2 separate regions of the Mus musculus genome follow, and region 2 is linked to region 1. Evidence: chromatin loops called from intact Hi-C (ENCODE). Cell type or tissue: heart. All regions are shown on one strand. Links, peaks and the distances in the headings refer to the core of each region. The heading gives the core; the rest is flanking DNA.

Region 1 (15,467 bases), core at 3,752-11,751:
CCAGCCAGAGCAGCACAGTGAGACCTTGTCTCCAAAATCAAAACAAACAAGATAATAAGAGTGAGAGAACCCGGGGCTCTAGAGTTGGCTCAGTGGTTAAGAACACTTGTTGCTCTTGCAGAGGACCCGAGTTCGATTCTAAGCACCCACATGGTAGTTCACAACCATCTGATTAAGGGGATCTGGTGCCCCATTTTGACCTCTGTGGTACCAGGCACACCCAGGGTACATGTACATACATGGGGACTATACACTCGTACATGTAAAATAAATCTAAAAATCTACCCTTTATAAACCACCCTGGAATCTCATTTACAAAAGAAGTTTCTTTAAGATAAGAGAGGCTATTAATTCAGCCAGTATGCAGCACCCCTCCATGGCCTCTCCATCAGGTCCTGTTTCCAGCTTCCTGCCCTGCTAGAGTTCCTGCCCTCACTTCTTCAACAATGAATGAAGTGTACATTAAACAAACCATTTTCTCCCCGAGTTGCTTTGGCCATGGTGTTTCATGACAGCAATACTGACCCTAAGACATCAAGAGGCAATGGGCTGTGCTAATCAAAGCGGAGAAGTACAGCCTTCTACGTTACCATGTGGGCAAGGGGAACCCCAGCCCTGAGCAGAGCAGCGGAGGCTGCCTTCCATGCTCTCTGTTTTCTACTGAAAAGGTTGTCTAATGAAAACTGCTTGATCAAAATGTGTAAAGACAAAGGACTGCTTCATCTTAAAACAAAGTAAAAAAAAAAAAGCTTTTCTTTTTAAAGGGAAGGAATTGTAACGTCATGGATCTATGCTAAGATGGAAGAGGCCTTCTTTGTACTAAGTGAAAGAAGCCAATTAGAAGGCTATCCACTGTAATTCTAGCTGGGCACATGCTTGAAAAAGGCAACATTGGGAAGAGAGTTGGCAAATTAATGGTTAAAGCAAGAAGGATGAATAGACAGAGCTCATGTTTTTAAAGCAGTGCAATTATCCTGTATCCCATAGGGTACTACGATGGTGGGTATATGCCATCGTATGATACACAACACCAAGGTGAACTTGATAGTCTATGAACCTTGGATGCAATGGTGTGTAAAGGTAGATTCCTGGTTCTCTGTAACAAATGTACCACTGTGCTGGGGGCTAACAGAGGGGAAGCTGTGTGAGCAACAGGAGGCATATGGGAATTTTATACTACCTACTCAAGTTTGCTCTAAAAATAAAGGCTATTAATGAAATGGGTATAAGTGAGACCCTCAGAGAACTCATAAAGGAAGTCAGAGACCCGAGAGGTAAAAGCTGGGGGGTTTCAAGGAGACAGAAACAGTCAACTTTCAAGAGGCAGGTACTTACCACAGCTTTGGTTGGAGTACAAATGAGAAAACATAGAATTTGTCTATGACTGATATTAGGAAAGTCAGTTTCAGTCACGTGGTGGGGCATAACTTACACTACAGGGTTGAGAGGAGAAGAGGAATGCTTAAGACAGATCAAATGGATTATTCTTCTTTTCCTACAAAGTGCGGATTGGCAGTGTATACAGAGAGGAGCTGGAAGCCAGGCATGGGCAGAGTGAGAGGCGCAGGAATGTGGAGAGAGACAGGAGGAGGCAGATTCCTTCCTTGGAAATGAGACTGCTGCTGAGGATGGTGACCTCAGAGCAAAAGCAATAAGAGGAGGCGAGACCTCCTAGGAAGTAGACAGGGCCCGAGGGACCTCACTTGTTCTCCTGGTTAAGAGCACTTGGCTGCTCTTCCAGAGGTCCTGAGTTCAAATCCAAGCAACCCCAAGGTGGCTTACAACCATCTCTAATGGGGTCCGATGCCCTCTTCTGGTGTGCATGAAGATGGAGCACTCATACACACAAAACCCATGAGGAGGCTGGAGGAACTGGGAACTGGAGGAACTAACTGCCTTGCACATCCTGGGCCTGAGGTGGGACACAGTGAAGCATGACATCTCTCCCCTCTCTCCCCCCAGGGATCTTAGGGCCCACAGCCCATTTCTGCTTATACCTTTCACCCATACAAGCCACAGAAAAAGATGGCAGTGAAACCCTCGTCACTTCTCCTCCAGCTCACCATTTCTCGGTGACCCATTCTCCAGGTACTATTCTCCTTCCTAACTCATCCTGCCATTCTGCCCCAACCCCTGACCCCGGCTGACAAGCTCTCACATCCTGCCTCTTCGCCTCTGCTCAGCTTCCTCTCCCATCCCATTCCGTGAAAACGTTTTAGAAAAAGATTTATTGATTCATGTATTTTATGTATATGAGTGCTCTGTCTTCACGGCCACCAGAAGAGGGAATCAGATCCCATTACAGATGGTTGTGAGCTGCTGGGAGTTGTGGTTGTTCGGCACTGAACTCAGAACCTCGGGAAGATCAGCCCAGCCTGGGCTATATAAGATGGTCAGGGAGGGAACCCTGATACTCTTTTTTGTTTTGTTTTGTTTTTCTGGTCTCTGCAGGTACAATGCACACACACGGTACACATGTATACGTGCAAGCAAAACACTCACACATGAAAAATAAAATCAATACATATTTAAAAAAGAAATCTTAAAAAATAAAAACACCAGTTTTGACAAACAGACAAGGCCATTTAATTGTTAGCTGTAGTGTGGTAGCGTTTCTCTATTGTGCTCTTTTAGTTGAAAATTCCTAACCCCTTGATATCTGCCCTTCTACTTATTTATCTTATTTATTGCCAGGTACAATGATACCCTATAAAGATGACATTTCCCAGCCTCCCTAACAATCAGACATGTTTAAGATCAGGCCTACAGACTGAACAGACGGGTCCTCCCCACTTTTCTCTTCTCCCATGGCTGGGATTGGGATGCAGGGTGAGCCACTGTCTCCAGGGATGAGCCAATACCCCGGGAGCAGAAATATAAAGTGAGTCCAGGTACCTGACAATTTGCCTGGGGAGAACCACACTAGCAGCTTGGACTTCATACGAGACAGAACTCATTTTATTTAAGTCACTTATTTAAAACAAAACAAAACAAAACAAAACAAAACAAAACAAAACAAAACTGCACGTATCTCCTGAGCCAAGAGGAGAAACATAGACTTCCCATCTCTATTGATGTAGTTTTGCAAGAATTAAACAAAAACAAGAAACTAAGATATATAAAAATACACGCTCATAATTTTAGTCTTTGAAGACACTAACTTTAAGACTAACCCAAGTCCTCTGTTATTAGAATATTCCAGATTCCTCAGAATTCAGCATCCTCTCTGGGTGTCTATTTGGTAGTGTCCCCTAAATGATGCTAAATGAACACCCTTGAATGAACACAATTTGTTTTGTTTTGAGACAGGATCTTACTATATAGAACAGGCTGCCTCAATTGGAGATAAAACAAACAAACAAACAAACAAACAAACAAACCAACCAAACAACCCCCTCCAAAAAAAAAAAACCAACCTTGCCCTTTTCTATCTCACTCACAGATGTGATGTTATACAGCGTTTGTTTTTCTACCCAGGGCTTCTTTAACTTAGCATAATGTCCTCCAGTCTCATTAGCCTTGCCACAAACACAGAATTTCTTTGCCTTTGAAGACAGAATAAATCTCCATTGGATACGCCACATTTCTTTTATTCAGTCACCTGTGTGTAGATGCTTATGTTGTTTCACTATCTGGGTTACCAAGTATAGGGATCTTTCAGCATATTGCTTTCACTGTCATGGGATATATACTGAGAAGAGGGACTGCTGGGTTCAGAGCATAGAGTTTCCAGCTTGTAGGCAGATAGTATGTTAGAATATTGGTGACTTTTGGTTACTTTGTGATCTCAGTGTGGAAGAGGAGTTTTTAAAAAAATCAAAACCTTAGCCAGGCTTGGTGGCACACAACTTTAATCCCAGTGTTTAGGAGGCAGGGCATCTCTTTGAGTTCCAGGCCAGACAAAACTACATAGTGAGACCCTGTTTCAAAAACCAGACCAAACCAAACAATAAGTATTGGTTATTTTTTATAGGTGCTGCTTCTTAGTGCCTTTTCATCTTAAAAATCAGCTCAATGCAATGGTAGGGAAGTTGGAAACATCAATGCACATGAAAAGAAATGAATCTTAAAAAAAAACTCATGAAATTTGATAACTATTTCTATATAATAGCCTAAATAAGAACAGATGTGTACTATCTTGGTAACAAAGATGCTTACTATAGTTTATTAATTAAAAAGGCAGGAAGAAAATTACTTCTAAGGGATTTAGTTCAATCATTGGAATTAACATAAAAGAATAATATGTAGTTATTTGAAATATTTTGTAGTTGAATACTTACTAACATGAAAAATTAACTGAAAATACAGCATGATACTATTTTGGTTCAAAAGGCCAGGTCTGGTGGTGTATGCCTTTAAATACAGCCTTTGGGAGACAGAGGCATCTGTGTGGAGTCTGGTCTACATATTGAGTTGCAGGCCAGCCAGAATTACATGGTGAGACCCTGTCTAAAAATAAATAAATATATGAACAAATAAATATGTATCATTGATCACTGTGAGGCAGTAGTATGTATATATGTGTGCATTCATGTATGCATGTATGTAGGTAGGTAGGTATGCATAGGGACCAATGGAGGCTAGGTTATATACCAAAATATTAATAATGGTGGTAAGCTCTGCATGATTAATTTATTGAAAATATTTGCTATTTTTGCTTCTCTAAGTTTTCTAACATGAAAACATTTTTACTTTTGCAATATGGCAAAAATTAACTGGAAAGAAGTACATGATGTCCAGTGAATTAAAATCCTGAAAACAAAGATGTTCTTTGGCAAAAACAAAAAAGAAATCCTTTTAGCTTGTTTACAGAGTCAGAGATACAATACACAGATGTGCGCCTCGCTTCCCGGACACTCCCTGAGTTCACATGTGGTTTTTCCACAAGTTCATGAGAAACTTGGAAACGTATTAGTTACCAACACAAACACCACACACACACACACACACACACACACACACACACACACACAGGGAGGGAGGGAGGGAGGGAGGGAGAGAGAGAGAGGCAAGGCAAACTGAGAAATCACAGATATGTAGGAAGAGTCCCTTCCCATCATTCCTTGCTTAAACAGACCAGAATTAAACATGTCCTCATAACTGCAGTAAGCTTTAAAAGTGACTTACATACTTTATTAAGGGGAGTTCTGGAAAGATTCAAATAATACAATGTTCTGTTTTTCTGAAAGGTCTTCAAAAATATTTTATTAGGCAGCCGCTTGGCTTCAGTTGAGTAGACCATTGTAACATTGCAATGTATTTTCTAAATGTTTTGTTAACTGTGGTGAGACCTAACCACTTGCCTTAACCATTTTTTAATGTCACTTCCTCAAAATAAAGAGTTGGATATTTTTTTTTCTAACTTCTTTTTACCGATTAAACTTTCACAGGAGAATCTAGATCCTTCTAAAATTCATTTTCACTAATCATCTATAAACAGGGAAACCAGTATATGGACCTTCTAATGGGAATAAACAGGCTTGTATGGCCCCAAGAGGCCAAGAATATAAGAAATACATGCACTGAAATAACTGTGCCTTCGATCAATTGTCAGGTCCACTGTCCCCTTAGATGAAATATATTAAGCATACAGCTTAACTCTTCTCTAGAGCAGTGCTTCTCAACCTTCCTAATGCTATGACACTTTAATACCGTTCCTCATGGTGTAGTGACACCCCCCACCCAACCACAAGATTAATTCATTATGCTGGGTGTGGTGGAGAGCATGCCTTCTGCATTGAATCCTAGCACTTGGGAGGCAGAGCCAAGTAGATCTCTGACTTTGAGTCGAGCCTGGCCTTCAGAGTGACGTTCTGGGACAGCAAGGCTACACAGAGAAACCCTGTCTCAAAAACTAAACCAAAACACAAATATATGTTTGTTGCTACTTCATAACTATAATTTTGCTACTGTTATGAGTCATAATGTAAATATCTGATGTGCAGGATATTGGCCATGACCCACAGGTTGAGAACCTTTGCTTTACAGCCACGTCCAATGTTTTCCCCCACCCCAAACAGAACTGAAAGGGCATTACCTCAACTTCCTGACTTCTGTCAATGACATAAGGCATTGACCACTGCATTATCACCTGCCATTTACTGATGCGAAAAAGCCTGCATTCAGGTTCTCACAGCCTCTCATTTGTCTCTCCATCGCTAATCTATCTATTTTTTGCCACTTGAATCTAAACAGCAGCAGACTGCCAGCCAGCCAGCTGGCTCAAATTCCACTTTAATCACGTTACGGTGCAGTTCGAGAATACAATATTGAATTCTATCCTTTGAGTAGGGAAATCAAACCCTACAATGCCATTCAAAGCCCCTCTCTAACATCATCTGCTGCTTCTGCTCGTGGGAACTCTCCCATCAGGCTGATGCAGCACCAACCCTCTTAATGGCTTGCGCGGGCTCTCCTCTCACCTCTTTCTTCTCAGTGCAAATCCATCCTCTAGGTGTGTTCAGCTGGAATACCAATGCAGATTTCAGCAACCATCATAACTGTAAATAAAAGACTTTTCCTTTTCAGAACTCTCATAGCGTCTGACCCACTGATGAAGCAGTAAGCCATGTGTCTCCCACCATCTAGCAACTGGACATCTATGATCTAATTTCATTAATTAGAGTCAATTCCCTCATGGACTTTGTATTTGCTTTACTTCCCACATCCCTCGGCAGGGAGATAGAAACTTGCTAAGTGCTTAAGTGATATCTGGTGAGCAATGACTCATCTGCACGTTTAGTTTGTGAACAAAGGCAAGGGATGTGTGGATGTGTGTGTGTGTGTGTGTGTGTGTGTGTGTGTGTGTGTGTGTGTGGTGTGTAACATGTGTGTCCATTAAGACCCTTTTTCAACAATACAGACATTATTTTGTGTGGGGTCCCTCAGACCGTGCCTAAGGTTTGGTGATTCCTTATGTACTGGCTGCTTTTGTGTGTCAACTTGACACAGCTGGAGTTATCACAGAGAAAGGAGCTTCAGTTGGGGAGATGCCTCTACGAAATCCAGCTGTAAGGCATTTTCTCAATTAGTGATCAAGGGGGAAAGGCCCCTGGTGGGTGGGACCATCTCTGGGCTGGTAGTCTTGGGTTCTATAAGAGAGCAGGCAAAGGAAGCCAGTAAAGAACATCCCTCCATGGCCTCTGCATCAGCTTCTGCTCTCTGACCTGCTTGAGTTCCAGTCCTGACTTCCTTGGTGATGAACAACAGTATGGAAGTGTAAGCTGGATAAACCCTTTCCTCCCCAATTTGCTTCTTGGTCATGATGTTTGTGCAGGAATAGAAACCCTGACTAAGACACCTTAGAACTCAATGGACTCCGCATACAGCTGTACTCATTGCTGAAGACACTACGGTTCCGGAATTCGCAGCAGCATCCGCTCACAGCGACACCAACATTGGATTGGGGGAGATGTGCTGTCTGACAGGGACACTTATCAGGTTTAACTAGGACTGGCTGCTTAGGCAGCTGTCTTCTCCTCAGCAGGATGCAAAGTCCAGGCTCTCAGAAGGCATTTAGCATGAACCACATAGGTGTACAAACAGTCTAAGCACTGTAAGGCATGCTTGTCATCCAGGCAAGAAGATCAGGACACTCATCAAGGTCACTCTTGACATCAGGCCTTCCTAGGATGACAGTCACGAGCCCGCTTTAACCCTTTTACGCAGAAGTCTTTTCATATCGCTATGGGAGAAATGTTAGTCTCAACCACTTACAACTCAAAACGGTCCCCTAGAATAATTTTCTATATTAAAATTTAGCAGCCAGAGATGATCTATTCTTTAGATTGGTACCTGCTACTCAGGCTACACAATTTTGATTATTTCAGGTTTTCTATTTCTCCCTGTAAAGGAAGGTATGTTCTTTTTATTGAAGTGTGTGTATGCACACACACGTGTGTTTTAAGGCTGCCTCATGTACTCTAGGCTAGCATCCTTCTGCTTCTACATTAAGTTCTGAGACTGAGATCTGCACCACTGTACCTGGCACACTTTGGTAGGATAAAGGAATTGGTAGAAAAATCTAAGCAAACGTCTTCATCACCAAATGCCAAAATACATTCAATGTTTCAGGCACACTGTCTGAGGAAACCCTCAAGATGGCCTTAAATCACTGGCTGAGTTTTCCAAATTTTAGCTGTGAATGCCTAAGTAAACCCACGCAGGGTCATCACGGTGGGACTGAGGTTTGCTAAGCCCTGGTTAGGGCACTATTAACCTCAATTCTCTTCATAAATCCAGATTTTAGTTGGAGGAAAGGTTTGTTTAACACAAGCAACCTGACTTTTATTTTTTCCTGTGTGGAGAAATCAATTATAGCCCTCATACCTTAACTTATTAGGCAGCTGCCGACTCAGAAACTCCTCAACAGCACACACCTTTTTTCTCTGTCTGACATCACGCTGTCTGAAGTTAGACTTGGGCCAGAAACTTGGCATCACGCGATCAGACAGGAGGGGGTCTTGGGAAGGTATGCTTCCTAAGACTCAATTCACTTACTAGCATAGTAAAACTCTCCACCTCATAGCCCTACCTAGAGTAATCAATATGTTTAAACGGCCCAGTGGACATGTGTACTGGGAGTGAGGTGTGTGTGGGGGGGAAATGGTCAGACTTGTGACTGACTGACTTGTGAGGCAAATCAACACTCCATGCAGAAAAGGAGGTAGAAAAGAAAGAAGGTAGGTAGGCCCATGTTCTGACCACCAGGTGGCACCATTGAGGCAGAGGCTTACGTCTATCTGTTCCAACTTGGGGGAGGGGGAAAAGAACCCTCCAGGAAAACTTTGTCTAGGCCTCAGAGTAAGGCTGTCACTTGACCCCCGCATGGTGTTCAGGATTTCCATTGCAAGAGCTAGGAAGTTTTACACACATACACACGCGCGCGCGCGCGCGCGCGCGCGCGTGTGTGTGTGTGTATGTATGTATGCATGTAGTTTTTTCCTCTCCACAGTTCATTGTTCTCTGACAGCAGTGTTAAAATGGTTGTATAATCAATTAGCTGAATGTCTACAGGTTTGTCATCACAGTTAAATATTGAAAATTATCCTCAGTGGATTTTTAAAAATAAATTTGAGGATCAATAGTGCCGCGTACATCTGTTCATTTAGGCAATTTGGCGTTTCCTGGCTTCCACGGGATTCATTATTGCCAGAGAGGGCAGTTTTCTGGCTTCCGTCCCACAACCCATTGACATTTTTTCCTTTACATTATTAATGGAACAGCAGATAAAAAGAATATTTTTTAGGGTAAAAATGAAGTTTACGTAGACAAAACATATATTGACGACTAGCCCCTTCTCCTTGACTTTAAGAACTTAAAAGTTCATTCCAAAACTTCTTTCATGTATCTTGTTTTTCTGTAGAGAAAAATATCTAAGAGCAAATCTATCAATGTGTAACCTGCCCTTAAATTACTCAAGGAATCCTGCCATACATGGCTGCGTTCTGTCACCTGCTGTCAGATTCTTTCCCAGTGTCTAGGTGCTCATTTTAAAAGGACATGGAGGATAAGGTCTGGGCTCTCTTGATTCTAAGTCTTTCACTGAGACCCACTAGTGGCCACTTGAAGATGGGTAATTGAGAATATAAGCACATTAACTGGAGACATAGCTCTAAGGCAAGCCAAAGACTACATAGTCTCGTCTGCCAGGAACGCTTGACTCAAGACAAGCCCGACCAGGCGTATCCCAAGCTCTATCGTGGCCACCCTAAGTCCCAGTAAAGTCTCAGTAATTACGTCAACCACAGGCGGTTCCGAGTGGGAGCTCTTGGACTGTAACAGTTTGGGTCATTTTCGCTTCTCTAAGGTTTACGGTCTACTTTGGATTTTGCAAATATGGGAAATGTCTTTGGACAAACCAGAAGCATCCTTTCTGTGTCTCCACCGTTCCTGAAGAACTGGGGGGAAAGCAGACTCAGGGGCCACCTGAAGATAGGCGCGCGGGACAACCAGCCCAGCCCACTGCGAAGCACTTGGTGCCGTTTGTTCGATGCTCTGGCTGATTTCAGACTCGTCTCTGGAGGACGATGAGCTCACCGAGCTGGCAGCTCGACAGAGCAAAGGGGCCAAGCATAGAAAGGGATGCTGGCCGTGCAAGAAGCCCCTGCCTGCGGGCAGCCGCGGGAGAGCAGCTCCCGAGGCTCCTTACCTGGAGGACTCGGCGGTGAAGCTGCCGCCGTCCAGCAGCCGCATCTTGCAGAAGAGGACCCCGTTGACGAAGGGCACCGAGGAGAGCTCCTCGAGCTCGAAGTCCACCTTAAACTTAAACTTCTTCTTCTTCATCATCGTGAGGGCCAGGCGCCGGCGAGCGGGCTGCGCGGACGGGCGCCGCCGCCTCAGCTCGGCCGAGCCTCGGATCCGCCCAGCCCCATGGCCCGGGCCGCGAGCGGCGCGTGGGGGCGCAGCCGGGGGGCGCCGCGAGTCGGCGGGAGCCGGGGCCGCCTGTCGCGGCAGCCCGGGCCTGAGAGCACCGGCGGCTGCAGCGCGGACCCCGGCCGCCCGCGAGGAGCGGTCGCCTTGCAGCTCGCCCGGGGAGTGGGCGCCCTTTCCGTACCGCCGCCGCCGCCCGTCTGATCGCGAGCAGAGAGAGAGGCGCCGCTAGGAGAACGGTCGCTGCCGCCTCCCTGCCCGGGGCGCCCCCAGCGGCCGCAGCCGGAAGCGCACCCAGCGCGGAAGCGGGCGGTCCGCGGAGGGCGGAGGAGCTCCGGGCGGGCGCGCGCCCCGCCGGGGAAGCTGGGCAAGCTAACACGCGACAGCAGCGAGCTCGGCACGCCTCCCCGGGGTTAAAAAAAGACAAACCCAGCCGAAAAAGCTTCCTTGTGCAGCTTCCTCTGCGCCTTTCCTTTCTGGGTTTGCACCGCCCCCCTTTCTTCCCCTCCCCCTCCAGTGATTTCACGGCCTCTGGGTTTGAAGATAAATAGAGACAAATAGAATCCCAAACCTAAAAATCTTCTGTAGGGTCTCTAAACCCCACTAGCTCTTAAACATTAGATGAAAGTCAGCTAGGAGAAAGGAAAAGATTAAAATTTGCTGTGGCCACACCAAGTGCCCAAGCAAGGGGCTGTGCCTTGTGTTTCCCGTCATTGATGGCTTGTTTATTTAATTTCTGTCACCCAGGAAAGAAAAAGGACCAGAGGAGTTAAAATACTTTCCCCTTTAAAATCTGTACATACTGTGAACACATGAAGTCAGATTCTAAAGGCATACTTAAAAAATTCTTTTTAGATGAATATCAATTGTCCCCCCCCCCCCCACACAGTATCTACTGTTAAAACGTATGTTATCAATTTAATTGCGTACTGTTTTTGAGGGGTGGTGGTGTTTTTAGGTACTGTTGTTTGGTTTGGTTTGTAGTCAAGGTCTCTAGCTCAGGCTGGCTTCAAACTCCCCATGTAATCAAGGATGATGTTGAACTTGTGATCCCCATGTCAGGGTGATAGGGATGTGCCGCCATGTCATGTTTATGCAGTTCTAGGAATCGAACCCAGGACTTTCATGCATGCTAGCAAGCTACCTCACAACTGAGCTACATCCCCAGCCTGGCATCTGGCCTTTTTAATTTTTGAAAAGGTGTAGTTCAAAAGAATCCTCTTTGTAGATCATTCCTTTACGTTTTTTAAAAATTCAATTGATGTGTCTGGGTCTCTTGCCTGTGTTACAGGCCTGTGAACTACATGTGTGTCTGGTAATTGCAAAGACCATAAAGTGTGTCTGATACTCTTAAACGGGACAGTCGTGAGCTGCCCTGTGGATTTGAGAAGTGAACCAAGTCCCTTTGGAGCTGCTGGGCCATCTCTCCAGCCCATTTATTTATTTATTCATATAAAATATTTTAATTGCCTAAACCACCAGTTACTGGCTAGATAGATTCCATGACCAAAACCCAAAACCTGCTTGTAATAATTTTAAAGTCCTGGCCTGGCCAAGATGGATCAGTGTTAAAGGAACTTGCAGGACATGAGTTTCATCCCTGGAATTCACATGGCAGAAAGAAGCAACTAGCTAATCCCGCAGATTGGCCTCTGACCTCCATCCATAGGTTCACTGTAAGGCATGCACACCTACAAATACACTTGCATTATATAAATAAATAAATAAATAAATGTATTTTTTTAGACCTTTTAAAGACAAAACTGGACTGCAGAGAAATGTCGGTGGGTAAAGAGCCTCAGTGCAAGCCGGACCTCAGGAGCGTCCACAGTGTGACTTCAATCCTGAGAAGCCATGGAAAAGTGGAAAGAGAACCAGCTTCACAAAGTTGTCCTCTGAGGCCCGAACACCACCATGGCATGCATGCTTTCACACACACACACACACCCACACACACACACACACACACACACACACACACATACACACACCTCTCACACCCCGCACAAGAATAACACTACATAACAATTTAAAAAAGGCAAAACCTAAGACAGAAAAAAGTCCTAAATTTAAACGAAGTACAACTTGGAATAAGAAGTGATGAACTGAATGAATAAAGTGATGGCTTTATGGATTTTACCTAGGATTTGGGAGAAAGTAGGAGGTGTTCCAGGTGAAGAAGTAGGAGAAATAAAGATTCAGACTACTACTTGGGCGAGGGGAATTTTGCTGCCTTGTGGGTCAGAAAGAGATGGGGGAAGTGTTAGTGGACTTTGATGTCTGTAGCTTGCAGAAGCAGAGGGCCTGAACATTGCGATCAGGAGGGCAGGCTGGGGATAGGGGAAATAATGAGAATCTGTGCTGTTTACAGGGAGCAAGGCTGAGCCTTCGTGCCTGTGAAAGGTTAAGGTTGAAAATATGCATTTGGGAATTGTGGTAGTCACTGATGGCGGAAGCCCAAAAGGCGGGTAGGAGTGAGCTGCCCTGGAGAATATTTAATGGGCAGATGGAGGGGGAGGTGATTGTGAAGGCTTCCAAGAACAAGCAGCCTGAGAAAGAGAAAGACCAAGAGAGATGGCCTGAAAGCCAAGAGAGAATTCAAACCCTGTAACGTTAGTTAAGATCTGCTGGGGGACTGGATGCAGAGACAGGAGGATTCTTGGGGCTTGCTGGCAGCCAGTTTAACCAAATTAGCAAGCTCTAGGTTGAATGAGAGATCCTGTCTCAAAAAGGCATTGAAGAACGATTGATATAAACACCAGATGTTGACCTCTGGCCTACACACACACACACACATGCACTGCAAATCCTGAAAAGAAGTTATAGAATTGAAGAGCTCATAGGTCATTGGTAACCTTGGCAAGAGAATTTCCCATAAAAGATCATCTTAGCAAAGCGATTTTAAAATGGTCCTGCAAGTGAGCGGAAGGTAGCTATGAGCAAGGATGATTAAAAGGGTTTTTCTGATTTTTGTCATTGAATGAGAGCTGACATTAGTCCAAGGAGGGTTCAAACCTTTTAGCAGTATCCAGGAACTTTCTAGTACTTACTGAGCTCCTATTACGTGTTGAACACCTAATAGATCTGAGGTGCATCGCAGATGCTACATCCTATGGAGGACATGGAAAAATGAGCAGAGTTGTAGTGTAATGTAACAGCTAGTGATCTGTAAGTGATGGAGAAGGGAGCCGGCTGTGATAGAAGAAAGATAACACCTGCTAGCCGAGTTAAGTAAGCTTGTGAAAGGCTTTCTGGGATTAGTGACCTTAGAGTTGAGGCCTGACGGGTGGGGAACAATTCAATTTCTATCCTATTCTCATGCTGAGAGGCTCAGAGGAAGAGATACTATGTTGCAGAGGGAACCGAAATTAGTTCTGTCTGTGTGCAGTTTAGAGTCCTACTTGGAAACCGGTATAATCGAGAGCCATTGTTGTCTTAAACCAGAGGCGTGGCATATTCAGATCTGCATTTTATAAGGATCTCCAGCTGTAGTGACACTGGAAGGCAGCCTACAGTTTGATGATTAAACACCTGGCATGAGTCAGGACGAAGGCAGGAAGCAGTCCAGTACTCCAGTATTTACAAGAGGAAGGCTCTATGAAAGGATTCTGAACTGTGCCAAGCCCAGGCAGAGAGGCTGGGAGAAACAGCCCCGCCACCCCTCGCCTCCTCTGTTCTGATCTCCTGCAGGTGCTTCCCATGATCCCAAGCCAGCCCACACTGAGAGTAAAGGAGCCTGAGAAATGTGGTTTAGACGTGTCAGACATGTGGGGCATACAGGGGTGAGAACAGAGCCAAGCAAAAGGCCAGAAAGCTGTGAGCTCACAATTGATCCAGCCAGCATTTCCTACTGGAATCCAATACAAGTGTGTGTGTGTGTGTGTGTGTGTGTGTGTGTGTGTGTGTGTGTAATCTATAAAATTTCTTTTGGAAATCTGTAGGATATAGAATGTCAAGACACACCACCTGTTTGGTCCACCTTCATTTTCTGACCTATCAAAGCTTGCATTTCTCAGTTCGCTTGTAGGCAGGTATGGCTATGTGTCCTGTTCTAACCCAGTGGTTTCCAACCTTCCTAATGTGACCCTTTAATATAGTTTCTCATGCTGTGGTTTCCCTCAAACCATAAACTTATTTTTGTTGCTACTGCATAACTGTAGTTCTGCTACTGTTGTGGATTGTGTTATAAATATTTCTGGAGAAGTTTGCCAAAGGGGTCACGACCCACAGGTTGAGAAACACTGTTTTAGCCTCTTCTCTATGAGAAGTAAGGCACCACATCCAGGATGAGATGGAGCAAATATTTGAGCAGCTTCCTGGACCGTCTCTCCCCTGCCATAGTAGTTATGGAGGAGCCCTTGACCTAAGAAGGAAGAGCCACACAATCATAAGAACTCTGACCTCTGAGTAAGAACAAAGAGAGAAACTGGCCACACCTCCAGGAAACATTTTGAGTTGAGCAAGAGATTTGTATCAGGCCAGCAAGATTTGGAGAGTGTGTGTTATAACATAAGGTAGGTCTATTTTGATTAGAAGGCATATGTGGAGCGGGTAATAGGAAACTCCTACTGACTCTCCCATCATGAGGACCTTAAGAGGAGTCTACATATCACATTCATGTCATCATAACTTGCTTGCAAGTGGGCACAAATACCAGGAGATAGCCCATACTTACTTACACCCATTTTTATCTTATCTTTTATCATCTCATTTGCAGAACTGATTTGAACCTGTACTTTGAATGCCAAGGGAATCCCAAGGGTGTAATTTTTTTTAAAAACCTTTCCAAACTCTTCTAATAGCACGGTAGATTAGGAAGTAACAAGCCTGAGCACTCCAGCCTCTGTGGTGCAGGTTCCTCAAAGGCAGAGATGGTTAGGTCAGCTAGTCATCTTCATATCTCCTGCAAAATATGGTATATCTGATATTAATAGATAGCCAATAAGTGTTTCTTGACATTTCTTGGCTTTATGAACCAGTCATAAGCTGTGTTTCTCCTTAGGTGAAGTAACAGAGCTACAAGATACATTCCCAGACTGTTTGCTGCCAAAGGTTGTGGCCTGCTCTCTAACAGACTCGAGCATGACACAGAGCCA
Region 2 (15,467 bases), core at 4,414-12,413, 99 kb after region 1:
TCTGAGACTAAGGGAAACCACTGAAGCCAGGCATGTGGCAGGGATGTTCCTACATGGAGGCCTAGAGAGGCCATTGTGTGAAGCTGTGAAGGTGAAGCCTGGATTGCCTTGGAGAGACTCCCAAGATGTTGGAGAAGCCGAGGCTGTGGGATATCTGCTTAGGAAGATGCTAATGCGGAGTGGAACCAGCCCAAAAGAAAGTGTGTGTTGAAGACAATATCCATAGAAGGAGTTGGAGGTCTGAAGACCATTTTGACATCTGACATGGAGACACAATGTTTGGAGTTTGGCCAGCAGTTTTCAATCTTACATTAGTCCAGTATTTCCTCACTGTGCTCCTTTTGGAACTGAAATATACACCTTGTGCCTGGAAGTATGTGATGCGTTTTGATTTTGATTTTATAGGGGATTGCAGTTAAGAGATTGTATGGATTTCCAAAGAGATGTTGAACTTTGGACTTTTAAACAAGTTTTCGGTTGTTATAAACTATGGGAACTTTTTAAAGTTGTACTAAATGCATTTTGCATTATGATATGGCTACAAGCCTATAGGGGCTTTATATAGCCTATAGGGCTACAGAGTGGACTGTGGGTATTACGCTATTGATGTATAGCATCATTCTGTATATGAGTATCCTGGGAAATGATTTCCATTTCTATAAGCTCTCATTATCTTTGGGCTAGATTGATATGTAAATATTAAATACTGAGTTATACTTTTTTTTTAATTTGTAGTCATGCTGGAAAAGGAAACAGTGCGCATGATGCAGCTCATTCAGGAAATATACACTAAAGAAGGGAAGAAGGGATTTTTCAGGGGCTTCACCCCTAATGTCCTCAAGCTGCTTCCTGCAGTGGGCATTGGCAGTGTGGCTCACGAACTAGTGAAAAGGCTTTTTGGATTAATCTAGAAGTGGAATACCAAACTGTCATCATTGCCATCATCACCAAGGTATCAGATCACACCTGGGCTAGATGGTGATCTTGCTTCTTCCTAAAAAGAAAAAGCATCAAATACTTGTACAAAATTACTTTGTCTTTGTCTATTGTAAGATATGCAAATTAAATGGTAGTTTTGGTAAAATTATTCCATACCTTAAAATCCCTTATTATTCACAGAATTCTTATTTTACATTTCCTGTTACCTTTTACAAAATCCTAAAGTAGTTTTTGATTCGATGGTGTAATGCATTCCTAATTACATTAGGAAACACTTGGTAGGCTACATAAGAGTTTTTGGTTAGAAATCTTTTTAAAGTTAAGCCTGAACATGTTTTACACAGTAAAGCAGAATTCAGTGCACTTAAACTTGATGTTATAGTTAATTTCTTCAGCAAAATAGACAAGCCACTTCATAATTCCATTTAGAGTATTATGAGCCACTTCCCTTGCTAGTCCTATGTCCCCTTCAGTTTCTGTACATCTGATCCCCCTCACCCCATGAAGATGGTTTTATCTTTCTAGACATCTTTGAAGACAAGAGCTACCTCCTTTCCCTCACCTGGGGGAAGTCCTGTATGCAGTTTCCACAAACTCTGGAGTGATTTGCTCAACAGCTTCTCTTTCCTTCCATGATGAGGAAAGCTGGCTAACATTTTTTAACTGTTTCTGTTTTTGCACTTATTTCAGCCCTCTCAGGTAATCTGACTGAAGCTGGCTGGTGGAGCTGGAGGTGGGGCAGCTGCCTCCTCCTGGGCAAGCAGGGAGCCAAGTGTGTGACTCAGAGCAGGTTATCTCTAAAGCTCCTCTTCTGAGTCATTACTTTTTATTTGCAGTGTGAATGGGAGCTACAAGAGTCATGAAATTGACTGAGCAATAATGCTAATATTATAATATAACAATAGCCTAATATCTCACTGTTACAATGAGATGACTATTGTCAGAACTCTGTTAATAGTTCTGTATTAACTTTTTTACTTCATTAGCAAATATCAAGTGAACAAGATGAGCATTTCCTCTGTGTCATTTTAATACATTATACTATGCATTGTGATTACATTCAACAACAAACTCTGGTTAAAAAGTGAGCAAAGGACTTGGATAGACATTTCTCCAAAGAGAATATACAAATGACACAGATAAGCAAAGAAAATCTGTTTGGCTTTCCTGATCACAGTGGCTATTGTTAAGAAACCAGCAAGTGCTGGCGAGGTCTTGGAGAAACTGGAATCCCGTGTACTGTTGACAGAGCACAGTGCCATGGAGAGGAGTCCCTCAGCAGACCTCATACAACCAAAAGTAGAGTGATTGTATGACCCAGCAACTTACACTGTTTCAAAAACAATTCAGAGCAGGGTCTCAAGGAGCAGTGTGCTCGTCTCTGCTCATATCAGCATTGCTTGCAACAACCAAAATGTGCAAGCAAGCTGAAAGTTCATCTACACGTGAATAAACTATGGTATATGCATACAATGGAATGCTATTTCTCCTTTGAAAGAAAATCCCGATGCACATTACATATGGATGAACCTGGATGATGTTGCCTTAAGGGAAATGAACTAGTCATAAAGATAAACATACGAGGTGCCCTAGAGTGCTTAGACTCATAGAGGCAGGTGGAATGGTGGCTGCCAGTGGCTTGGGAGGGAAAGGTGGCAACTGGAAGTACAGATGGTTGTGATCTGTCATGTAGGTGGTGGGTACCAAACCCAGGTCCTCTGGGAGAGCAGCCAGTGCTCTTTACTGCTAAGTCATATCTCCAGTCCCATCCCAAATTTCTTATAGTGTCAGAAGCCTTTTGAAATGATCATGTTGTTTTCTGTCTCCCTGGACTCGAACACAGACTCCATGAACCAGCTAGGTTTTTTCCTTGTCATCTGTGCTATTTGGAGGTCTCTAGGTGGCACATAGCAGGCATTCAATGAATATTTAATAGTTGAACGAGCAACATATATAAGAAGGAACATCTGTCTACTCTTGTTTTGTATTTGGTGGAGGGCAAGGGTTTTTTTTATACCACCTCTTGTTACTAGTCTTTTTTCAACCTTCATTCTGGCCCTTCTTCCTTGAACATTGACTATTACAATATAGTACCCAACTCTAAGATAATTCAGGGAAGTCATCTGTATAAAATAATTAATGTTATTGTAGCTTCCCTGCCATGTTTTGAGTGTTCTTGTGTGTGTGTTCATATGGGTGGGTGTACAAGTGGAGCCAGGAGGCTCCGTACCTCACACACATAAACAAGTGCCAAGATATGTGCATGGAGGTCAGAGGTCACTTGCCGGGGATCAGTTCTTTCTCAGCCTGTGGGTCCCAAAGGTTGAACTCAGGTCAACAGGGTTAACAACAGGTATCTTTACCTTGCTGAGCCATATCCCTCTACCTTATTTATTTTTTTTTTTTTTGAGACAGTGTCTCCCATAAACCTGAAGTTTGCCTATTCAGGCAAGATTGTTTGGGAAGCAAGCTCTAGAGATCCCTGTCTTTGCTTTTACAGTGCTGGGATTACAAGTGTGCCCTGCCATGTCCATTTTGTTTGTTTTTTGTTTAAGATGTAGGTGCTAGGGGATTGAACTCAGGTCCTCATGCTTGCGAAGCGACCATTTTTACTGACTGAGACCTCTTCCCAGCTCTCCCCACCCCAATCCTGTATTGCACTGTAACCTAACGTAAGTGGGGAACCTTTCTAGGAGCTCCATGCTCAGTAGCTCAACATCTATCACTGTCCTGTGTTGTAATTAAACTCTAGCTAAGAGTTTTGACTTCCTCCAGCCTGTGGTCACGTCTATCATTGTTTGTGGCTTAAACATCCTTGACTACTCCCAGTGGAACTCTGAACTGTATTTGCTTTGAACTTTCTCTCCTGCTGGAAGGTGGCAAGGCAGGCCTGAGAGTTAGGATATGACATGAAGCAGATGAAGACCATGGCTTCAGTGCAGTGCACCAGCAGAGCTGAGAATTCCATCCTCTTACATAAGGATAAGAAAAAAAATTAATTATTATGTGTCCATTGTACATTATGACTTGCCTTCAATGCTTATGTGAAATATCTCCAACATAAAAAAGAAAAAAAGAAATGTAGTTGGGAAGTCTAGTTTATCTTCATGGCTGACAGAAGATTCATGAAGGTTGAATTATATGGAAGCTTAGTGAAACCACCACTGACTTAATCCCACTCTGTGACGATATTAAGTGAAGGACGGTCACGTGACACACCCTCAGCATGGGTTTCCTTTACCCAGATAGACCTCTGGGTGACCAGTGACTGCTGTTTTTTCCATCATCATCTGGATGGTTTTTGCTATACCATCTGTGAAGGAGAGGGATGCTTGTTTGTTTGTTTTAAGAATAACGGAGCTTTGCTCACTCCAAAAGCCAGTTCACAAAATTTGCAAGCCCATGCAACACGGAAAAGCAGCAGCTGGTGTGTGCTCTCAAGATTCCAGCCGGGCTTTACCTACCCTCCAAAGGATATCCTTTCAGGTCTCACGCTTCTCTCACTTCTGTCTTCTTCAGCCAGAAAGGTTTCAATCATTCTTCCACTTTCATTATCTTTACACATCGAAAGGGTGCAGATGGTGGGAGATTCTGTTTTGGTTTATCTGACAGCTCCTCCTGGTTACATTCAGGCTGTGCATCCATGTTTCTCCTGTGGGGACTCCTCACTCAGTGCAGTCAGGCGCTCAGCTCAACCGCCTTTCACTCCAGCTTGTCTCACTCAGAGCTGCCTGGTGGCTTTTAACTGTAAGGAAGATGGGAAAGGAAAAAGGAGGAGGGGTGTGGGGAGGGAAAGAGGGAAGGAAAGAAGGAAGCATGGAGGGTTAGGGATGGAGAGAGGAAGGGGGAGGGATTCCAGTGTTTTATATATAAAATAGAAATATACAACATTGATCAATTGTCTACGGTTACTGTTATTTAAAAGATTCAAATTATTTGCACTAAAATATAACATTCAGGACACAGTTCAAATAAATGTTGAAACACTGAAGTCTTTTTTCCATTCATTTATTTATTCACTTTACATCCAGAGGGAGGGCCCCTCTCCTCCCAGGCCCTCCTGACACAGCCCAATCTCCCCAGAAACACGGAAGTCTTAACAGAGCTTTTTAAATTTCAAAATGCTGAGGCAAGGTTTTAAAGGCAATTGAAATTCTATTATTTAAAACAATTACAGTTGCTTTTAAAATGTGAAGTATTCACACGAATTAGTAATGATGGTGATTTCCATACTTAAGTGTCATGTTTTTACAACTGAGAATTGTTTACATTTATTTTGGGGATGGGATGGGTTGATAGTCTGGGCAAGAGACAGAATTCCCTTTTCATCTGGAATTTTGACTCTTAAATGACTTACAGAATTTCCAATTAGCTTAATGTGATATGAATGAGCCAAAACATAAAATGATTAGTTTCCTCACTGTACTGCTAGGACATCCAGGTTCATGTCTCACTGCACGGTGAAATCACCTTTCCGGTGATGATCACAGCTTTTTACGGGAGCTGTTCAATACATGGCCTCCTTCATGATCACTCAGATTTGAGAGAGCATCAACCGTGGGGAATTTGGAACCGAACTGGTCCTTGTGCAGAGGCTGATGGTTTGTCTGCAATAGCACAGAGCAATTGATTAGTAGCTGTTAATAAAAAGGGTAAACATGTTTATCTGCTCAAACCATGAGACTCCGGAGTGGTTATTCAAGCAGATCCCTCACTACTCCAAGTGATCCAGAGTAGGTGCTGATGTCTTCAAGGACCAAAACTGATGGGGGTAAAATATCTGTGGTTCCCATGGAAATGAAGGGCATGCGAAGGCAGCAAGTCTTTTAATGCAGGAGTGCTGAATTAGGCTGAACCCTAGACTTGTCCTTCCTGACCACAATAAATCAAGTAAAACTAAGTATGAACCCAGGTTTTCTGTGTGGCCTTTGTGGGAGCCCTTGGTTGTGGGCCTGACGAATGGACACAGGAAGGGAAGCCCTTTCATGGAGATGATTGGGGTCCGTGAGCATTTTCTTCTCCCATGCAGACAATTTTCTACGGTTGTTATCTCTGTGTTGGCCATCCTTCACCGTCACAGCAAATACTGGAGATAATGTTTATAAACAGGGAAAGGTTCACCTGGGCTGGTTTCAGAGGTTCCAGCCCATGGTTACATGACCTCATTGCTTGTAGGCCACTGCTGGGGGGGTGTGACCGCAACACTGGGGAGCACAGGGTGGAATAAAACCACTCACCTCATACGCTGCCTTCTGCCCTTTAATATCACCCCCCGAAAAAAAACCCTTCTGACTCTTGCAGCACATAACTCCCGATATGTTTCTGTCACTATATAGCTCTGCTCTTTTCAGAACTTCCTAGCATGCGATTGCTTTCAGAGCTGAGAGGCAGCTCCTAGTTCGAACACAGCACAGGTTGTTCCACTGAGGAACCTTTATTTCTGGGTTGGCAAGCGTCCTCAACATCAGCCATCTCCAGAGATGGCCTTAGAAGCCATTTTCCAGGAGAGCCAACAAAGACTGGTGGCGTCTGAGAGCCTTTCCAGAGGAAGGGGCTAATTTCCAAGACTATGGCTTGGAAGCAATAGAGGCCCAGAAACTGGTTACTGGCAGCCTTTATCTGCAGACTCTATTTATACACAGTATATTTTAATGTACAGAGTGGTAAGGAAGGAGGGAAATTCAAGTCCTCCACTTTGGAAGAAACAAGTGGTTTTAGTGTTCGTTTTAAATACCCGGACACAACAGGACATAACCACAGATTCTGCTAAGCAGCAGTGATTGAATTGAGACTATTCCAGAGAAGGACATTTCACTTGATGGCAAAGCAGCTGTTCATATTCTCATTTTACTGACGGGAGGCTATCCAGGGAAGCTACGTTAGGTCTTTGGAATTACACAGCCGAAGGAGCAGGTATCGAAGTCTCTGTAGTCCCAGCGTTTCTCCCGTTATCCCAGAAACTGTGTCTCACCTGAACTATAAATGGCAAACCTCAGGACCACACCTGTCTCGAAGGAAAGAAGCTGGGGTTTCTTTGTGTGCTGTGGGAAGGTACCCACTGTGTTCCATCTTCTCTCCTTTCTCTATGCCCTCTTGGGTGGCTGATGCTCCTCTCAGAAAAAGGCCTCTAGCAGGCCCCTTTCCTCTCCCTTTGGTCTGATAGCCATTTTCACTTTTGACTCTCTGTCCCAGATACCCACCTACTGCTGTCTTTCTGATGAACTCTGCACTTCTCCAAGTCTTCCAGCCCAACGGGGCTTTGAGGTTGAGCAACCTGCTCATCAAACTACCCCCAAACCCAAGCTTTAATAAATCTGTTGGCGAAGTTTGTGCCTTTGGGCAGAGCAGAAACCCTCCTTGCATTCCCCCCTTCATCCCCCCCTCCCCCCCAGCACCCTATCCTACCTGGTTCTGGAGTCAGGAAGCTGGCCCATCCCCTCCTAGTCGCCAGCGCAGGCCTGGGCCAGCTCCGCCCAGAGCAGCAGCTGGGCGACCACACCCTGTGCGGAGCTCAGTTCCTGCGAGCCAGAAGCCTCGCCCCCCTCCCCCCCCCCCCCCCCCCCCCCCCCGACGACGATCCAGACAACCCGCGGCCGCCGCCCCACCCCACAGGCCTCCGCACTCGGATCGCGCCCCACCAGCTCACGGTGACTTCCCCGGGACCATGCTGCGCTGGCTGCGGGCCTTTGTGCTGCCCACCGCCGCCTGCCACGACGCGGAGCCGCCCACACGCTACGAAACGCTCTTCCGGGCGCTGGACCGCAATGGGGACGGCGTGGTGGACATCGGAGAGCTGCAGCAGGGGCTGCAAAGCCTGGGCATCCCGCTGGGCCAGGACGCGGAGGAGGTGGGTCGCTGTAGGGTGTTGGGGTGGCCGCAGGCGCCACACAGCCAGGTCCTGGGAGGGCGGTGGCCTGAGGCCAGGCAAGGAGGAGGAACTATGCCCGCCAACCCGCTGAAAGAGCTCCAAGGAGTTGGATCTGGAAGGCGGCGGGTGTATTCCCAGATAAATTAATGTTGCACACTTAAAACTGTCAACACTTTTTGTTCTGAGAGCATCTCTGGTTCTTGGCTCACTTGTCCCGTCCTTTGCAAACTTTTCATGACCTGCTGTCAGACTTTAGTGAGTCCCAACTTTAAGTAACTTTGTTACAGCTAGAGTTTATTGTTTCAAAAAGGAGTTAAAACCGGCCTTGCTCCCAACTGCTGGGTGAGGTAGAAAGGCCACATTCCGTTTTTATGACGTTCAAAGTTAGTCCCCTGGGTGCACGCATTGATCTGAAGGGTTGACCTGTTGCAAAGCAATTGGACTTTCTCTGAGTCATATGAATTGTGGCCCTGACATCCAGGCTCCTTGGCAGGGTGGGGACACTAGATCTGGAACTTGTCCAGCCCGCTGTCTTACAAGAGGACGCTGGCTTTTCTATCTTAAGAGGAAGGTGCTTGAGTTACTGAGTGGGCCACAACTGTTCTGTACCTATATTTAAAACTCCTCTTTCAGTCACTGTCAATGCCATTAATAGAGGAGTCTTCACTTTAGTTTGTCCTCTTGGTAAGTTACAACTTTATTTTTTGGAAGCTGCCAGTTTTGCCCAAGGCATTATTCTATATAACTTTACAGAACTTCTGTGTCTGCAGGGGTCCCTCTTTCTTCCTTATCTCAGTTCTTCCCCCATCTTCACTCTGGCCATAGGTTTGCCTATTCGATGCACTTTCTGAAAGAACCAAGTTCGAGTGTGGCTCTTCTACTTGCTCCGGGCTGACTCATTTCCTCCCATTTCTTGAATCAAAGGCCTGCCTAGCTACTTTTGAGTGATAGCATCTCTTCAGCCACCCTGTGGCTGCATCTCAGAGGCATGTTTCGGTTATTAGTTGTTTTTATTATTCTAATCACTTCCAGGTGTTTTCTAATCACTGACATGATGTCTTTGACTTATGTATCATTCTAAGTGTGCTTTAGGTTTCCCAATACATTTTTGTTCTTTGAAAATATGAATAAATTAGACAACGCATCCGGGGCATGCCTCCAATCCCAGGACTCTGAGAGTTGAGACTGGAGAATTGTTGCTAGTTACAGGTCAGCTTGGGCTCTGTCCTCTCCTTATCTAAGTCAAACTGGAGTGAACTGAAACAAAGAGCAACAGCAGACCTCAAGGTCCCCAGCCCCACAATAACAACAACCCTATAATAACAACAATCCCACAATAACAACAAACCCCACAGAGTCAGGAGGAACTTTCTGTAATTAAAAACATTCTGTAATTAAAAAAATTATTACACATAAATTATGTAAAAACCTATAAGCATATAAATATTTAGAACATGGCAACTCATATTTGTCACTAATAAATGAATATATTTTGCACACACACATATGTATTATATTATATTAATTTTGTTCAGATGTGTAGTGTCACTATTGGTGGTCATGCCTCATGTGGTCAACTATCCCCAGCAGTAACACATTCTTCTACAGAAGGTTAGTAATGCTTATTTTTCAACTATAAGAGTTTTTGTACTTTTTCCTTTACATTTGTAGTAGTTTAGGAAAATGAATGAATACACATTACTTTTACAATTAAGGGAAAGTTTTGACCTTCGGTCACCTCGTCTGTGGTATGTCTTCCTAGACTGTCTTTCAGAGATGAGCTGACTGCATGCAGCTGTGAGTGGCTCCCTTACCTCACGTGTCACTACTGTTACAATTCTTGAGTGATATTACTTATTTAATCATTATACCCTCCAATAAGATCAGCTCCCAATACTGGTGATTCTGCCTCACTCGTTGGACCAACGTGATACTAAAGGATTTAGGGCTAGCACGTGAAATACACTGATGCAGCAGTGACCTGTCTAGTAATAATAATAATAATAATAATAATAATAATAATAATAATAATAATACAAATTGAACTTTGTATCACTTGTGTTTCTTTGTATCACTTGTGTTTCTTTTACACACATATTTATTTATTTGTGCATATGGGTGTGTGCACACATGCGTGCTTGGGGGCCATCGTGTGTGTGGCAGTCAGAGGAAAACTCACACAGTCACTTCTGTCCTTTTACACGTGAGTACCAGGATGGAGCTCAGGCCTTGGTGGCAAGTGCCGTTACCCTCTGAGTTGTCCTGTAGGCCACAGTTGTTAGTGCTTCTGTTTTCATTGTAAGTAGGACAAGCTAGCCAAGAGCATGCTGGGGAAACCGGATAAACATGTGGTATGTGATAAGACAGGGAATTCCTTGGCCATGGGCCAACTTGAACACCATTTTAACTGTCATCTGGACATATATTCCCTGACTTTTTTTCCTCTTCAGGCCATTTCTCCCCACATAAGCAGTGAATGCCCCTGTCCCCCCAACACATTCTAGAACGATTTTTTTTCCTTCTCTTCATTTTCCTGAGGCTCCCCTCAGGCTGTGGCTGGAATCTGGTGGTTCAAACCCTCAGTGATGCTTAGTAAACCAGGCTCCGGCTTTCCCTCCTCATTGGTAGGGGAGTAGGATTTGAAACAGAAGAGCTTCATACAAACACAGAAATTCCTAGAAAGTCTAGGCCAGGCCCATAGGGAATTAGCCACATGGAATCAACAGGGGGACACGTGTGTGTTGGGGGAGGAGTGGCCTAGCTTGCGCTCCCCACCGACTCCAGTCATTGCCTGAAGCAGCCCAAGGAAAAGATGACTTTGCAGTGTGTCTGAAGGTGCCGTGGCTGCAGGCCAGAGGACAGTCAGCTGTGCCCACTATGTAGGGTCCCTTGAGAAGAAATAATTCCACCTTCCATGGGCCATCATTTCCACAATACACAAAAACTTTCTTTCAAGATTGTAAAAGGACCTTAAGATCAAAGAAGTTGTTAACCCCTGCCATATGGCATTTTGAATGATTATATGAAATATACAACATCATGTTTATAATATATCACCAATATCCCAATTGCCATTTAGCTTATCAATTGTTTCAAAACTGTGTCAAATAAAATTACACTAGAATCCCTTGGTTTTTATTTTTATCATTTCATTTTACTCCAGTTATCTTCATAAGATACATTAAAAATTTCTTTTGAACTAATAAGGTAATTACAACATTTCTTCTCTTTCCCCTTCCTATTCACTCCTCCTTGCTTGCCTCTAAATTCAAGGGCATTTTGTTTATTGTTATTGCACACACACACACACACACACACACACACACACACACACACACACACACACACATATAGCCTTCTAAGTCTGTATAATGCTATTTGTATGATGTTTTCAGGACTTACCATTTGGTATTGAAAAAGTAATTTGGTGCTCTTTTCTGGGGAAGATACCCCCCTCCCCCTTTCAGCATTGCTTCCTGGCTTGTAGTTCCCTGTGTTGGGTTGAGGCCTCATGAGATTTTTCTCCATTCATCTATTGGTGTTATTCTTGTTCAGCTCATATTTGGGCAGTCATTATGACTTTATGGATGAGATTTTGGTTAGACTCTATGGATGTTGTTTTTGACTTTACTAGGAGACACAGTCTCACAACAGACTCCGCCATCCTCTCGCTCTTGCAATCTTCCCTCTCTCTCGTCTGCAGTGTTCCCTGAGCCTTAGTTGTGGGAGTGTGTTGTAGACATGTCCGTGAAGACTGGACTCCACAACTCTGCATTTTGATTGTTTGTTGTTGTCTGTTGCAAAGAGAAATTTCCTTGACGAGGGGTGGACACTACACCTATCTGTAGGTATGTCTTAGAGTTTCTATTCCTGTAGAAAACATGACCAAGAAGCAAGTTGAGGGGGAAAGGTTTTATTCAGCTGACACTTCCACATTGCTGTTCATCACCAAAGGAAGTCAGGACTGGACCTCACGAAGGGCAGAAACCTGGAGGCAGGAGCTGATGCAGAGGCCATGGAGGGATGCTGCTTACTGGCTTGCTCCCCATGGCTTGCTCAGCTTGCCTTCTTAAAGAACCCAGAACCACCACCCCAGGGATGGCACCACCCACAATGAACCCTCCCACCTGGATCACTAATTGAGGAAATGCCTTACAGCTGAATCTCATGGAGACATTTCCTCAATGGAGGCTCCTTTCTCTGTGATAACTCCATCTTGTGTCAAGTTGGCACACAAAACCAGCCAGTACAAGGTACAAGGATGAATGCTTAGATTGTTAGTAGGGATTATGCTGATTTAGTAAATTAGTGGCTACAGATTCTCCTCCAGTGTCCTTGATTTTACTAGCACTGGGTCATTAGCTAGGCTTCCTGTCCCAGGCATGTGTTCCCTCTTGTTGAGAGGGTTTTAAATTTAATTGGAGAGTGGTTGGTTATCACCAACATGTGTAAAACTATGGAACCATTAGGCTATTCTGCCATTCTGGTTGCTACTGTGGTTCACCTGTGTAACAGCTAGAGCATATCAGTTCTGCCTCAGGGGCCTTTGTGCTGTTTCTGAAGTACATGGTATCTTCAGCAATAGGGGCTCTGCCTTCCAACCCTGGGAGGCAGCCAGCGGCAACAGCAATAGGTTGTACGCTTTGGGAGTCTTTTTGATGGCATTGGCCAAAAACTCAAAAGAGGGCTTCTCAGGTCTATGTAGGTAGTTTTGGGTTCTTGGAGGGAGCATTGTCATCCCTGATGAGAAACATTCATTAAAGCTATAAATGCATGTTTACACACAGAATTATGTGTCTTAGAGTTATTTTCAGGCAAATCGTTAATAGTATGATGGCCTTTGCAGACATCCTTACTGTTGTTTTACCCTCTTCCCTTTCCTCTGTATTTACCTTTCCCAGCCTCTGCCTCCCGCCTCCCCCTCAGCATCCCTCTCCCTTTCACATATCCTCATCAGATCACTTGTGTCCTACCATTTCCCTTTACCTCCCTCCTCCTCCCTAATGAGCCCCTTTTGCCCCCATCAGACCACTAGCACCCTGGTATTCCTCTCTCTGTTGCTCCCCAACATCCCTCTCCTGGCCATGATCGTGATTTACTCTCCTGGTTTCTGTTATTACTCTAGGCTATGTATTCATATCTGAAGATTTGGAAGTAGGAGCCCCCAACAAGAGGTGACATGGATGCTGGTCTTTCTGGGTCCATGGTACCTCACTCAACATGATTGTTTCTAGTCCCTTCTATTTTCCTGCAAACTCCATGATTTCACTTCCCCTTACAGGTGAACAGTATTGCATGGTGCATATGAACTACATTTTCATTATCATAGGAAACATTTTGAGAAATGGAAATTATGAAGTCTGAGGATTACACATATCAATTGAATTGTGTGCTTCCTTGAAGAAACTTGGTTTTCCCTGGGCTCCACACTGACTGACAGTCTGTGCATTTCCAATTCCATCCACTTAGAATACCAGTTCTTACAAATGTTCCCATTCTGAAAGATGAATTCCTTTATATTTTTCCTTTTTTGTTCTGTTCTGTGGACTGGCATATGCCTTCACACACAGTCTACTGATTCTAATGCTAATCGCTCCCAAAATTACTTACAAACACACCCAGGAATGTCTTTATTGGCTACCTGGATATCTTTTTTATACCAATAAAATTGGTACATAAAGCTCACATTATATCTGGGAAACTGGGGCCAATAAAACTGGGGCTTCGATTTGATGACTCAGTCAAAGATACTGACCAGGCGTGGTCTAGCATTGTTATAGTGTCAGGGGTTGAAGAGATGGCCTATTTGAGTATAAAGAGGTGAGAACTATAGAGTATTCCAAGTTCCAAGATAATAATAGTTTGCCCCTAAGATAGGTATTTACCTCGAGGGGAAATCCCCATAGATTTTCACCTAATTTTACCTCTTTCCCATATTTCCAAGCTTTTTAGAATAAATTTAGTACACAGAAGCGAGCAAATGTCTATTTACATGTTTTAGATTTTATACTGTTTTTTTACATTTATTTATTATATATGTGCACAAGCCTGTGTTCTACAGCACACATGTGGAGATCGAAGGACAACTTGTAGGAGTCAGTTCTCTGTCTGGGGAGGGCACTCAGGTCATGAGGATTGGTGGCAAGTACCCTTACCGTCTTGCTGGCTCTAGTGTCTTTATATTTTGATACCAAAAATACCTGAGTAGAATGTAGAAATCAGGCATAAAGTGCGCAGCAGGGAACCATTGGTAGGCATTCCAAAATTACTGGTGGAAGAGAAAAGACTATGGTAGGCAGTCCTGAGACAAAATTAGGAGCCAGCCTGGTATGAAATTGCTTGTGCTACACTTTTGATGCTGTGGCCTCTGCTTTCTCTTTTTCAAGTTTATTCTTTGAAAAGTTCATACACGGATACAATAGGTTGTAGTCATATCCACCTCCACTCCCTCTCTTCAACTTCCCGTAGCCTCTTCCCCATTCAGCTTCCTCTTTTGTTTAAATTAATTGATGAACACAGCCCATATATGAGTGGTTGTGGGGTCATTCACTGTCTTGGCCAACATCCCAGTGGCCACCCAGCTAAAGACAGCAGCTGTCTATCAAATGCTCCCCAGCTAGGGGTGGAGCGTCAGGAACACACTCCACTCCATGCTCACGTTTTTTTCTAACAGGCTTTGTGCAGCTAATCACATCTGCTATGAGTTCAGATGTGCAATAGCCACATCATGTCTGGAGGATGGCGTTTCTCAGCACTCCCTGCTACCTCTGGCTCTTAGGGTGTTCTTTGTGCCCCTGCTTCCCGGATGTGCCTTTAGCTCTTTACTATGAAGTTAAGAGGGGCAAATTCATATAAGTTCTCCTAGAACTCAGGGTTATGAACCCAGGTCTGCTGCAGAAGGAAGTAGTACTCCTAACTTCTGAGTCACCTCTTTCGCCCCACAAATGGGGGCTTTATTGCTCATGGGGAACAGTTAAGTATACTGCAAAGAATGTGGAGGCACATCTGACATACTCGAGTAGAGAACACACCTCTGTAGGAGGGACCCATGTGACCACACAGAAAGGACCCAAGTTATGACCAAGATAACGAGGAGAGCCAGTTGATAGCATTTTCAAGATCGATAGGGAAGAATGAACCACAGGGCTGATGATATCATGTTATAACATGAACCACAGGGCTGATGATATCATGTTATAACATGCAAATATTTTATCAAACATCTCTCTTCGCTTCTGGAACTTGCCCTACTCATTGTTTGCTTATTGATTTTTATGCACTTAACTAATATACAGCAAGAGTTTCAGGGACACAATGATGGCTCCTCTTGGCTTTGTTCTCGCTGTGCCTCCAGCTTAATGAATATTGCCTTAACGCTGTTCAGTGACTTCAACTAAATAGAAATCTTTACACTGTCTGGGGGCGGATTTCTAACCATTTCCACTTTATATTCGAAGCTTCTAAGAATTGAAAAACTTGACCAAGACTCTGAATCTAGCAACTGGTAAAAGCATTTGAACCCTTGTCTGATTCCATAGCCCATAACATACCATCACTAGCAAATGCATGCTACACAGTGATCCATACTTCACAGTGAACTTCATTCAACTCTTGACAGCAAACCCTTTTGCTGTTTTCATAAATCCAACCAGAGAACTCT

What was found. Hi-C counts contacts between places; a loop is a spot of excess contacts. Peaks named below come from ENCODE experiments on the same cell type or tissue, not always from the same donor. Only the 100,000 strongest peaks of a DNase experiment are listed, where the experiment ranks them.
Region 2: it touches region 1 in a loop (1.9-fold over the local background); 1 of 42 quality-filtered maps calls a loop at or near these places.

Annotation. Positions count from the first base shown.
Region 1 is chr3:109,017,035-109,032,501 of GRCm38, forward strand. Fam102b (family with sequence similarity 102, member B) reads right to left here and starts at 10,573. Exons shown (of 11, transcript NM_001163567.1): 1 at 10,151-10,573. The coding sequence starts at 10,287. In heart, for the core only: CTCF peaks have their summits at 8,711 (motif pointing right) and 9,582; DNase peaks (open chromatin) are centred at 4,867, 8,707, 10,077, 10,687 and 1 weaker place; H3K4me3 peaks cover 2,653 bases; H3K27ac peaks cover 1,507 bases.
Region 2 is chr3:109,115,602-109,131,068 of GRCm38, forward strand. Slc25a24 (solute carrier family 25 (mitochondrial carrier, phosphate carrier), member 24) reads left to right here and starts at 7,548. Exons shown (of 10, transcript NM_172685.3): 1 at 7,548-7,786. The coding sequence starts at 7,604. It overlaps Gm19391 (a long non-coding RNA gene), which reads right to left and starts at 7,473. Exons shown (of 2, transcript XR_867568.1): 1 at 7,345-7,473; 2 at 4,932-5,546. It overlaps Slc25a54 (solute carrier family 25, member 54), which reads left to right. Exons shown (of 10, transcript NM_029054.1): 10 at 736-981. The coding sequence ends at 911. In heart, for the core only: a CTCF peak has its summit at 8,774; DNase peaks (open chromatin) are centred at 7,550, 7,820 and 8,240; H3K4me3 peaks cover 2,359 bases; H3K27ac peaks cover 1,854 bases.